Linked DNA regions of Mus musculus: region 2 is linked to region 1. Evidence: chromatin contacts called from ENCODE POLR2A ChIA-PET data. All regions are on one chromosome and are shown on one strand. The core of a region is the stretch at or near the end of the contact, and the rest is flanking DNA. Distances in the headings are between cores, read along the strand shown.

The links. ChIA-PET counts read pairs that join two places held with the same protein, here RNA polymerase II (POLR2A).
Region 2: POLR2A ChIA-PET joins it to region 1 with 10 read pairs in Patski. The contact joins the promoter of Zfp622 here to the enhancer-like site in region 1. POLR2A ChIA-PET finds 5 or more read pairs at or near these places in 4 of 5 experiments (Patski and embryonic stem cell).

Annotation. Positions count from the first base shown.
Region 1 is chr15:25,913,225-25,918,176 of GRCm38, reverse strand. All of the region lies in intron 3 of Retreg1 (reticulophagy regulator 1), which reads right to left. Among named protein-coding and RNA genes, the nearest start is that of Mir7212, 33 kb to the left of the region's middle. Within about 2 kb of position 2,424, at least 2 of the 3 ENCODE cell types and tissues checked have a DNase peak (open chromatin) inside an H3K27ac peak, as active enhancers do.
Region 2 is chr15:25,982,917-25,987,328 of GRCm38, reverse strand. Zfp622 (zinc finger protein 622) reads right to left here and starts at 2,963. Exons shown (of 6, transcript NM_144523.3): 1 at 2,146-2,963; 2 at 283-531; 3 at 6-168. The coding sequence starts at 2,779.

The DNA of each region.
Region 1 (4,952 bases), core at 1,175-3,674:
TGTGCAAAACTGTATCCAATGAAACACCACGGATCACGCAGAGGTGCAAGGTGTAGATAATGCCAAAGTAAACGGATGCTTTAGAGTAGAAGATGTGTGTCAGGAACTAATGGGGTTCAAAATTCATCCCCTGCCTTTGTCTTACGGTAGCATCCTTGAGGAAGATGACAATGCTTTCTAGCATGGCTTGGTTTTCACCAGCTATTGAGACACATGGAGCACAGAGACTGAAGATAAGAGGACAAGTTTAGAGTCAGCCTGGTCTACATCGTAAGTTATAGCCAGCCAGAGATGCATGTGTGGGGTTTGTCCAAAAAGGGCAAAAAGAATGAAAGAAGGGCAAAAGAATGAAAGACAGAAACAAACCAACCAAGGGTCTCCTTGAGGGTTTTCAGAGATGACCTTTGAGTGAGAAACTACCTAGAGGCCAAGGCAGCACAGCTGGACCCTCGGTTGACTTCCTATCCTAACAGTCCTGAGATGCTGAGTCCTGGTACAGGGCTGTGCAGACTGGAGAATCCATGAACACTGGGTCCTGGCATCTGATGAAGGCCCTGTGTTGTATCGTGATGTGGCACCAAGCTGCCCTGTGCCAGACTGGGTCTCCCCTCTGCTCAGCACACTAGGGATATTATGCAGGTCTCACATAATTTCATCTAATCACAGTCACTCCCTAGAAGTCCCACCTCTAAATGCCATTAACGTGTGAACTCGGACATTAAATTTTTAACACACGAAACCTTCTTTTTTTTTTAATATATATTTTTATTACGTATTTTCCTCAATTACATTTCCAATGCTATCCCAAAAGTCCCCCATGCCCTCCCCCCCACTCCCCTACCCACCCATTCCCACTTTTTGGCCCTGGCGTTCCCCTGTACTGGGGCCACACGAAACCTTCTGGGGAACGTTTTTAACCATAGCCCTTACTACTGGGCAAGAGGGTTAGGCAAAACAGTCCAATACCAGGGCTGGGAAGGTGCCTCAGTGGGTAAAGAGGACTTTCACCAAACCTCATGACCTGAGTTCAATCCCCAGGACCCACAGGCCGGAAGAACAACAGCAATTTCTTCACACTGTCCTCTGATGTCCACATGTGCGCCACAGCACACAATAAATAGATAAAAATATCTACATTGTTTTGAAAGGTCTAATGTCAATTGATTTCCCTTGACCAGCTCCAAGTCATCCTCACTCATCTGTCCCTGCCCCCCCCCCCGCCCCCATCGCTGGCAGAAGAACCCATCTAACTTAGCTGGATGAGTCTAACAGCTCTTCTCAGAGAGAGGCTCTACCACACATGTTAGAGACTTCTGAGCCCTTTAATCTCACTATAATGTCTGAAATTAAATGCCATTTCCTATACCCTAAAGGAATGGGATCTCAAGATTTTTTTTGTTTGTTTGTTTTCCAAGACAGGGTTTCTCTGTGTAGCCCTGGCTGTCCTGCAACTCACTCTGTAGACCAGGCTGGCCTAGAACTCAGAAATCCGCCCTCCTCTGCCTCCCGAGTGCTGGGATTAAAGGCTTGTGTCACCACTGCCCAGCGCTATTTCAAGATCTTATTCCTTGCTAAAGGGCAAGTCCTTTGAGAGAGAGGGAGAGGGAGAGGGGAAGGGAGAGGGAGAGAGGGAGAGAGGGAGAAGGAGAGGGAGACAGAGAGAGAGAGAGCACTCTCACTTAAAAAAAATGCATGTGGGCCTTGGGTACCATGTGTCAGTGAGTCATCTCCACCTCTCCACATGATGTGACTGCTGTGTTTTTGACAGTGCTCAGGGCAAACACCAGGGAGAGGAAACACATTTAGAGCAGGAACTCTCTGCCTTTGGCTATAGTCACAGAACCACTGCGTTTTAGCAGGGGTAGGAACTGAGATCAGCACAGCCCTGTCCCTCCATTTTACCACAGCCACAGGAGAGAAAGAAATGATGGATCTCACAGGACCCCAAATCCGAAGAGATTTCCAGAGCCATGGTGCAACCCTGAGTGGTGGAGAACGCTAGGAAACTTAATCCTGCCACACATACCCAACTCCACTAAAGTGGAAAGCAGATGGCGCCTGGCTCCCACTGTGAGGACCCAGATGCCAACCTCACAGACAGATGAAGAGATGGGACTTGGACCACAGGAGTCTGTGATGTGAGGGATCTGGGCAGCTGCAGGATTAGTGCTTGATTCTGCTCCTGTGGTGTCTGGGGCTTGGCATAAAGGCAGCTTCGGATCAGTGGCTCTTCTCAAATCAAATGACAGTAACGACAGAGACCAAGAGCAGAGATCAGAGGAGCCCAATGTGCACGGCACAACAGTGCTGTTAAACGTTACATCTCTGTGAGCTGCATCCTGGCTGAAGCTCTGCGAGGCTGCTGCTCCCACTGTCCTCATTTTAAAGGCAGTACTGCAAAATCCAGAGGATCTCCAGGGCCTTAACTAATACAGCCCTTCCTCCTGGCATAGCACAGACCTGCTGAGCCTCTGAGCCCCGACAGGGATCACAGACCCAGTCTGTGGACGGAGAGGAAAGACAAGCACGTTGCTTGTTAAAGTAACACTGAGGAGCTCCGGAAAGAACCTGATGTGGTCTCACTCTACTTTCTAAGATTTTTCAGAGGTGACTCGAGTCACCTTTTCAGATATAAGGTCACACACCCTTAAAAGGAGCCCCACCTGCAAAAGCCTTAGCAACCCTGTTTACCCACAAAGAACAGGGTTTCATTTTTTAAATGGCCTATCGACATCCACAGTTAGAGCCCAGAGAAAGGAACAAGGCTTGGCTTTGTGGACCATTAAAATGAGACTAGAGGAAATAAGTTATTTTATCTCTGGACTCACGTGCTATACCGCAAGCCAACTGGGAGAGTCCCTGGAATTTGGTGACTAATCAGATGCTGGCCTGGGAAACACACCCCTGAATGTCATCAGACTTCAAGCATTTGCCCCAGGAATCCAGAAATAAGCTGTCATCAAAGGGACGTGTGCCCTCTGGAAACAACATCCAGGGCACATTTCGTAATCTGCAGCTGGGACTCAGAGAGCCAGGAGACAAGGAAAGGTCAAGACCGGGCCTGGCCCTTACTGCCTGCTCGTCTTGTCTGGAGCCCCTGTGTTCCTTCTGGAGCAGGAGCTCACGAGCGGTTGGCAGGTGTAACCATCGAGTCCCGCACTTGCCTCAAATGTGTTTGGAGTATCTGTCAGACCTTCACAATCATTTTATTCAGCAGCTAGTTAATGTCAGGTAATTACAGGTCCTCGGCTCTCTACTTATCAAATATGACTGAAGTGAGTGGCATGTTTTTAAAATAACCTTTATTTTTAAAAGCAGCGTAGCCTTGCATAAGGAAAGTGGGGATGGCATTTGGGATGAACAGAGATGTGCTCATCTTGAAGACAGCACATGGCCAAACACTTTTCCATGTAAAGTTTGTGTGTTTATATTCCTCTGTTTTCTGGGTTAAGAAAAGAATGTGTCTGACATTATATATACATACACACACACACACACATATACATATATACACACATATATATAATCAGTTCTTCTAAAAAATGTTTATTTATGTCTGTAATAGGTGTGGGGGGGCACCACATATACAGACATCAGAGATTAACTTTGAGGAGTCTCCTCTCCTTCTACCCTGAGGATTCCAGGGTTCAAATTCAGGTCCTCACACTTGGTGGCCCTTATATTTGGTGGCATGTGTCCTTTCCTGCTGAGCCACTTTGCTGGCAAAATCAGTTCTTCAGAATCCTTGTTCTAAGCTTGTTATTTTGTGTTTTGTTTACAATGCAAAGGATCAAACCCAGAAGCAAGCAAGGGCCAGATTTCTGGGCCAGCACTCCCACGCTTTTGCAACTGTTTCAATTTGGCTCTAGGGACTCCAAAGGGAATTTCTCAAATCAAGCACCTACCAACTACAAAATACCAACATAACAAGCCTGTCTGTGGGGTTTTCTTTCTGATGATGACCTTGGAGCAGTTGCTGTAAACTCGTGCGGCTTCTCAAGTACCAACCGAGCTCATGAGTTTGGCCTTGTCAACACATGCGTTGGTGATGCTTGGAAAGGTACAGACAGAGGCGGACCATACCTGCAGTGGCAGAGCTGCAGAGGCTTTCTGCCATCTCGGAAGGAAACCGTGCACAAACACTACTGTCACCCAGGAGTGATGTCACAGATCCCATCCTAGCACAAATTCGGGGAAGAAAGTCCCTGAAAGGCTGAACTTCTCACGCCCTTTGATTCTGTCCCTTCCCAAACTTCATTCACAGCCCAGTGAATCATTTACTAGGATAACCTAGTCTGGTAAAGCTACAGACCCGTTAATGAGAAACTGGAGCTAGCACTGGATCTAACTGGTGGTTGTAAGCAGAAGAGAACGGAGTTATAAGAAAGACAGCATCCAGTCCATGCTAATGTGGCTCTGAGCGTTCTCAGCTCAGCTGCCGTGGAAAGAGGGGCAGGAAATCTCACACCCCCTCACACCAACTGCAGGCTACCCAATGTTGAGAGCGTAGTGAGACACAAGACAGAAGTTAGAGCACACTGGGAAGACGTGCCTAATAGCTCTGTAGCCTGTCCCATGGGTCTGTGTGGACCAAAGATACTGGAGAGTCAAGTAGCTGTTGGGGGGTGTACTGGCTAGTTTTGTGTCAACTTGACACAGCTGGAGTTATCACAGAAAAAGGAGTTTCAGTTGAGGAAATGCCTCCATGAGATCCAGCTGTAAGGCATTTTCTCAATTAGTGATCAAGCGGGAGGGCCCCTTGTGGGTGGTGCCATCTCTGAGCTGGTAGTCTTGGTTCTATAAGAGAGCAAGCTGAGCAAGCCAGGGGAAGCAAGCCAGTAAAGACATCCCTCCATGGCTTCTGCATCAGCTACTAATTTCTGACCTGCTTGAGTTCCAGTCCTGCATCCTGTGGTGATCAACAGCAGTATGGAAATGTAAGCCGAATAAAC
Region 2 (4,412 bases), core at 1,714-4,213, 69 kb before region 1:
CTTACCTAAAATCATAGAAGTCTGCAAATTCCAAGGCAGCGTCACCATCTGTGAAGAGCTTACAGTGGCTTTTGTCATTCATGTGTGCCTGTACAGCTTCTGTGGAATAGAAGGACTTCCCTTTCTCATTGCACCACAAGCAAATTTTGCCAACACCAACTTTCTCTCCTGGTCATGTGGAAATAATATGAAATCAATCTTTAGAAGTCAGGTTAAATCTCACTACTTACTCTCACAAATTGAAAAATATTTCTTCATCAAAAGCAAAATCATTGTACTTACCCAAATATTTAATTAGTCCTTTCAAATCTGAAAGATACTCTATATCAGGAATAAAAAAGCTGTGGACTTTAGTCATATGAGCCACATTCTTCACGAGGGAGCTTGAATGATGGGAGCAAAACAAGCAGTCTGTTATTGGGATGGCACCTAGGGGTGGGCTCTCCTCAGCCGCTGCATCTTCTGCATCCTGATCCTCCACTCCAGGGTCCTCACATTCCAATCCATCATCGGAATCAATATCTTCCCAATCTTTAAGCCAAAGTTTTGAAAAATAAATTTACTTTTAAAGGTGTGATAAAGCAAGCACAATCAGAGATCAAATACCCCCAGACAAGTTTAAATGATAAAAACCTCTTTAATCTTTCTTTTCCAGCAGGAAGCTCTATAAAATAGTTGCTAACCTCTTTCCTATGCATTACTGCACCTAGCCCAGTACTGGACACCAAGTTAATTGGATTCCTATCTGGTTCAGTAGCTGTCTACCATTTGCACTTCACAGGAATACTTTAGTGTATATTTTGGTGTGTGCAGGGCTGCTATATGAATGCTTCTGTTTATATGTGTCCATGCAAGTTCAACTTAGTCACCAATGTAACACATGGGACCTCTAGGAACCTCATGAGTGAGTTGATGTCCTAAGAAAAGGACTTAAATGAACTGGCAAGTCTCCTTTTTTGTGTTTTGCTCCCCCTCCATGAGTACACACCCTAGATCTGCCTTTTCCATCATTAAGTAAGGCTTAGAAAAATACCCCTCCACAGAGCAAGCCCTCACTAAACAGTCAGGGTGCCAGTAGCTTCATTTTTTACTTCATCTTCCATGACTGTGGCAAAATAAGTTCATGTTGTTTATAAATTACCAGGCTTAAGATGCTTGGTTACAGAAGTATAAACCGACCAAGACATGAACACAAACACTGTCAGTATCAACAGTGCCGTGGGGGTGAATAAAGAACTCACAAAGTAAGGAACCTTGGGGCTGGCTGGAGCCCCACAAGTCAGGCTTGCAGGCAACACGAAACCCTCACTCAGTTTTAGTCAACTAAGTGAAATGTAAAATCCTAAGCCATTCTAACCACACATTCTACAGCAGCGTGCCAACAGCATAGCTTTCTGTGCACCAGTGTAACCCTTCCTGATCCAAACTAAAAGAATGTTTTGCCCGTTAAGAATGCGCCTCTACTCTTTTATTCTGTTTTTAATCAATGCCCTAGGTCCTGGATCCACCACAGAGACGCAGACAGACAAAGTGCCCTGTGGAAATGAAGAGCAGTGAGGCATTTAAACCACTTCTGCCCTCACTCTAAAATGTCCTATAGAAATCCCCAAATACTGTTCCCTTTCGGGTCCACACGAAGTTTGGTGCGTCCGGGAGCAAGCATAAGAATGGAGGTCTACAGCCCGGCAGTGGTGGCACTCGCCTTTAACCCCAGCACTTGGGAGGCAGAGGCAGGGGGATTTCTAAAGTTTAAGGCCAGCCTGGTCTACAGAGTGAGTTCCAGGACAGCCAGGGCTACACAGAGAAACCCTGTCTCGAAAAACCAAAAAAACACCAAAAAAGTATGGAGGCCTACAATCCATCTGCTTAACTAGTTAAAAGTCATAAACCAGGAAACATCTTTAAATCCAGGCGGGATGCCCTGGGCCTGGAACCCCACTCCCTCAAAGGCTGCGGTAAAAGGATAAGAAGAAAGTCAGGGTCCAGCCTGGGAATGGATGTCGCAAAGGTAAACACTGAAGAAGGCTCGGGCTGGGGGCCTCAGGGGAGGGCGACATCGCTGAACGTGGACCCAGCCCTTCGTCTCCATCGCGATGTCTCCCGGAGCCTCCCGCTCGCCCCAACCCCGACAGGACCCTTACCTACCTTCGTCTTCGTCGTCTTCCTCCTCTTCCTCTCCCTCCTCCTCTCCGTCCTCCCACTGCTGCTTCGCCAGCTTCTTCGCCTGCTGTTCGAACCACTGGAGCCGGGGCGGCTTCTCCGTCGGGTCTCGCTCCGGGACGCCCCGTGCGCCCGCCGCCGCCCTCCCGCACTCGTCCGTGGGCACGAAGGGCGCTTTCTTGGGGGACGTGGAGGGCTGGGCCTTGATGGCCTGCTGGATGGCGGCGTTCACGGCGTCCTTGTCGACGCCGTCCGCGCCCAGCCCCTTCTCCAGGTTCTTGGCGTTCAGCAGCTCCACGCGCCGGCTCGCGGCCCGCACCGCCTTCCGCTCCAGCTCGGCGTGCCGCCGGGAGCCGAGGTGGTTCTCGTAGGCGTTGAAGGTGGCGAACTTCTTGCCGCACGCCGTGCAGTAGGTGGCCGCGCCCTTGCTCGCCTCCGCCGCCTCGGCCACCGCGCGCTGCGCCCGCACCCGCTCCTGGAAGCCCTCGGCCGTCACCGGGGCCATGGCGGCCACCTTGCGCCGCAGGTTGTAGCGGTGCCAGTCCGTCTTGTAGTGCGCCCGCTGCAGCTCCGCGTCGCGGAACGCCACCCGGCAGGTGATGCACGTGAGAGCCGCCATCCCCGGGCCCGGAAGACAGAGACGACCCAGCCGAGAACCTTCTAAGCCTGACCGGCCGCCTTCTAGTCCCACAAACGCAGAGAACCTCCTTCGCCCACAGCCAGGAAAAGACACACCAGACACCAGCTTCCGGGCTCTAAGTGAGGGAACTTCCGAGTTCTAAGTGAGGGAACTTCCGACTCGCACAGGAAACTCTTGGCAGCTGGCTTAAGAAGGCCCGCCTGGGTCCCCGGAAATGACGAAGTTTCATGTCGCTCTCTTCGCGCCTGGATCCGCCCTGTCAATCAAAGGTGGGCGTGTGCCTGGAGGATGCCGCTGCCTCCTGAGGGCTTAGCGGTTGTGTCGCTTGCCGTGACGAGGTCAGAGGGATGGGCTTGTGAGGGAAAGAAGGGCGTGGGTGCCTGGGATGGTTCTGGGACTGCTCTTGAGAGATGGATCCCGTCAAGACTGTCTCTCGCGCCTCTGGAAAGGGGGATCAAACGTGGCGACAGCGTGGAACTTCCGGAGGCCAAACCGACCCAAGCTCTTTGCAGCGAAGGGGGCGGTCAGAGCTCTTGAACAGAAAAGATTCCCTGCTGGGAGCCGAAAGTACAGCCTAGCCACTGTCCCACAAAATATAATCCGAGCCACATGTGAGATTTTTAAATCCAAGTAGCCATATAAAAAGTCAAAGTAGAGACTATGCCCGGGCCTAACAAACACAGAAGTGGATGCTCACAGTCAGCTATTGGATGGATCACAGGGCCCCCAGTGGAGGAGCTAGAGAAAGTAACCTTATAGGTGGAACAACAATATGAACTAACCATTACCCCCAGAGCTCGTGTCTCTAGCTGCATATGTATCAGAAGATGGCCTAGTTGGCCATCAGTGGAAAGAGAGGCCCATTGGACTTGCAAACTTTATATGCCCCAGTACAGGGGAACGCCAGGACCAAAAAGTGGGAGTGGATGGGTAGGGGAGTGGGTGGGGGACCGTGTGGGGGACTTTTGGGATAGCATTGGAAATGTAAATGAAATAAATACCTAATAAAAACAAACAAACAAAAAAGTCAAACTAGGTGAAGTTGCTTTTAATGATCGAAATACTCTTTCAGCATCTAAAACTTTAAAAGGATCTATCTGTGATTTTACGCTCCATCGTGGGTACTAAACCTTGGAGACCCTGTGTGTATAACAGCAGCAATTCATATCAGTTCGATTTTTTTTTTCTTGAGACAGGGTTTCTCTGTGTAGCCCTGGCTGTCCTGGAACTCACTCTGTAGACCAGGCTGGCCTCGACCTTCAGAAATCCACCTGCCTCTGCCTCCCAAGTGCTTGGATTAAAGGCGTATGCCACCACTGCCTGGCAAATCCTCTGTTCTATCCCTGCCTTTAACTCACCCTGATTCAATGTCAATTGTTCTAACAGGTTAAGCAAGTATATTTTTGGTATTGTGTTAGAAATCCGTTGCTATGCTATTCTGCCTGAATATCTTTCTGCCAGCTTGCTCCCTTTTGTAAACCTTTGCCCAAATGCCTTTGGGGGGGGGGGGGTTCTAGAGCCTTTTGTCAAAAATAATGCCAGTATTTTTTTTGTGTTGTTGTTGTTTTTGTTATTATTATAATTATATCCCAAATGTTGCCCTCTCCTAGTC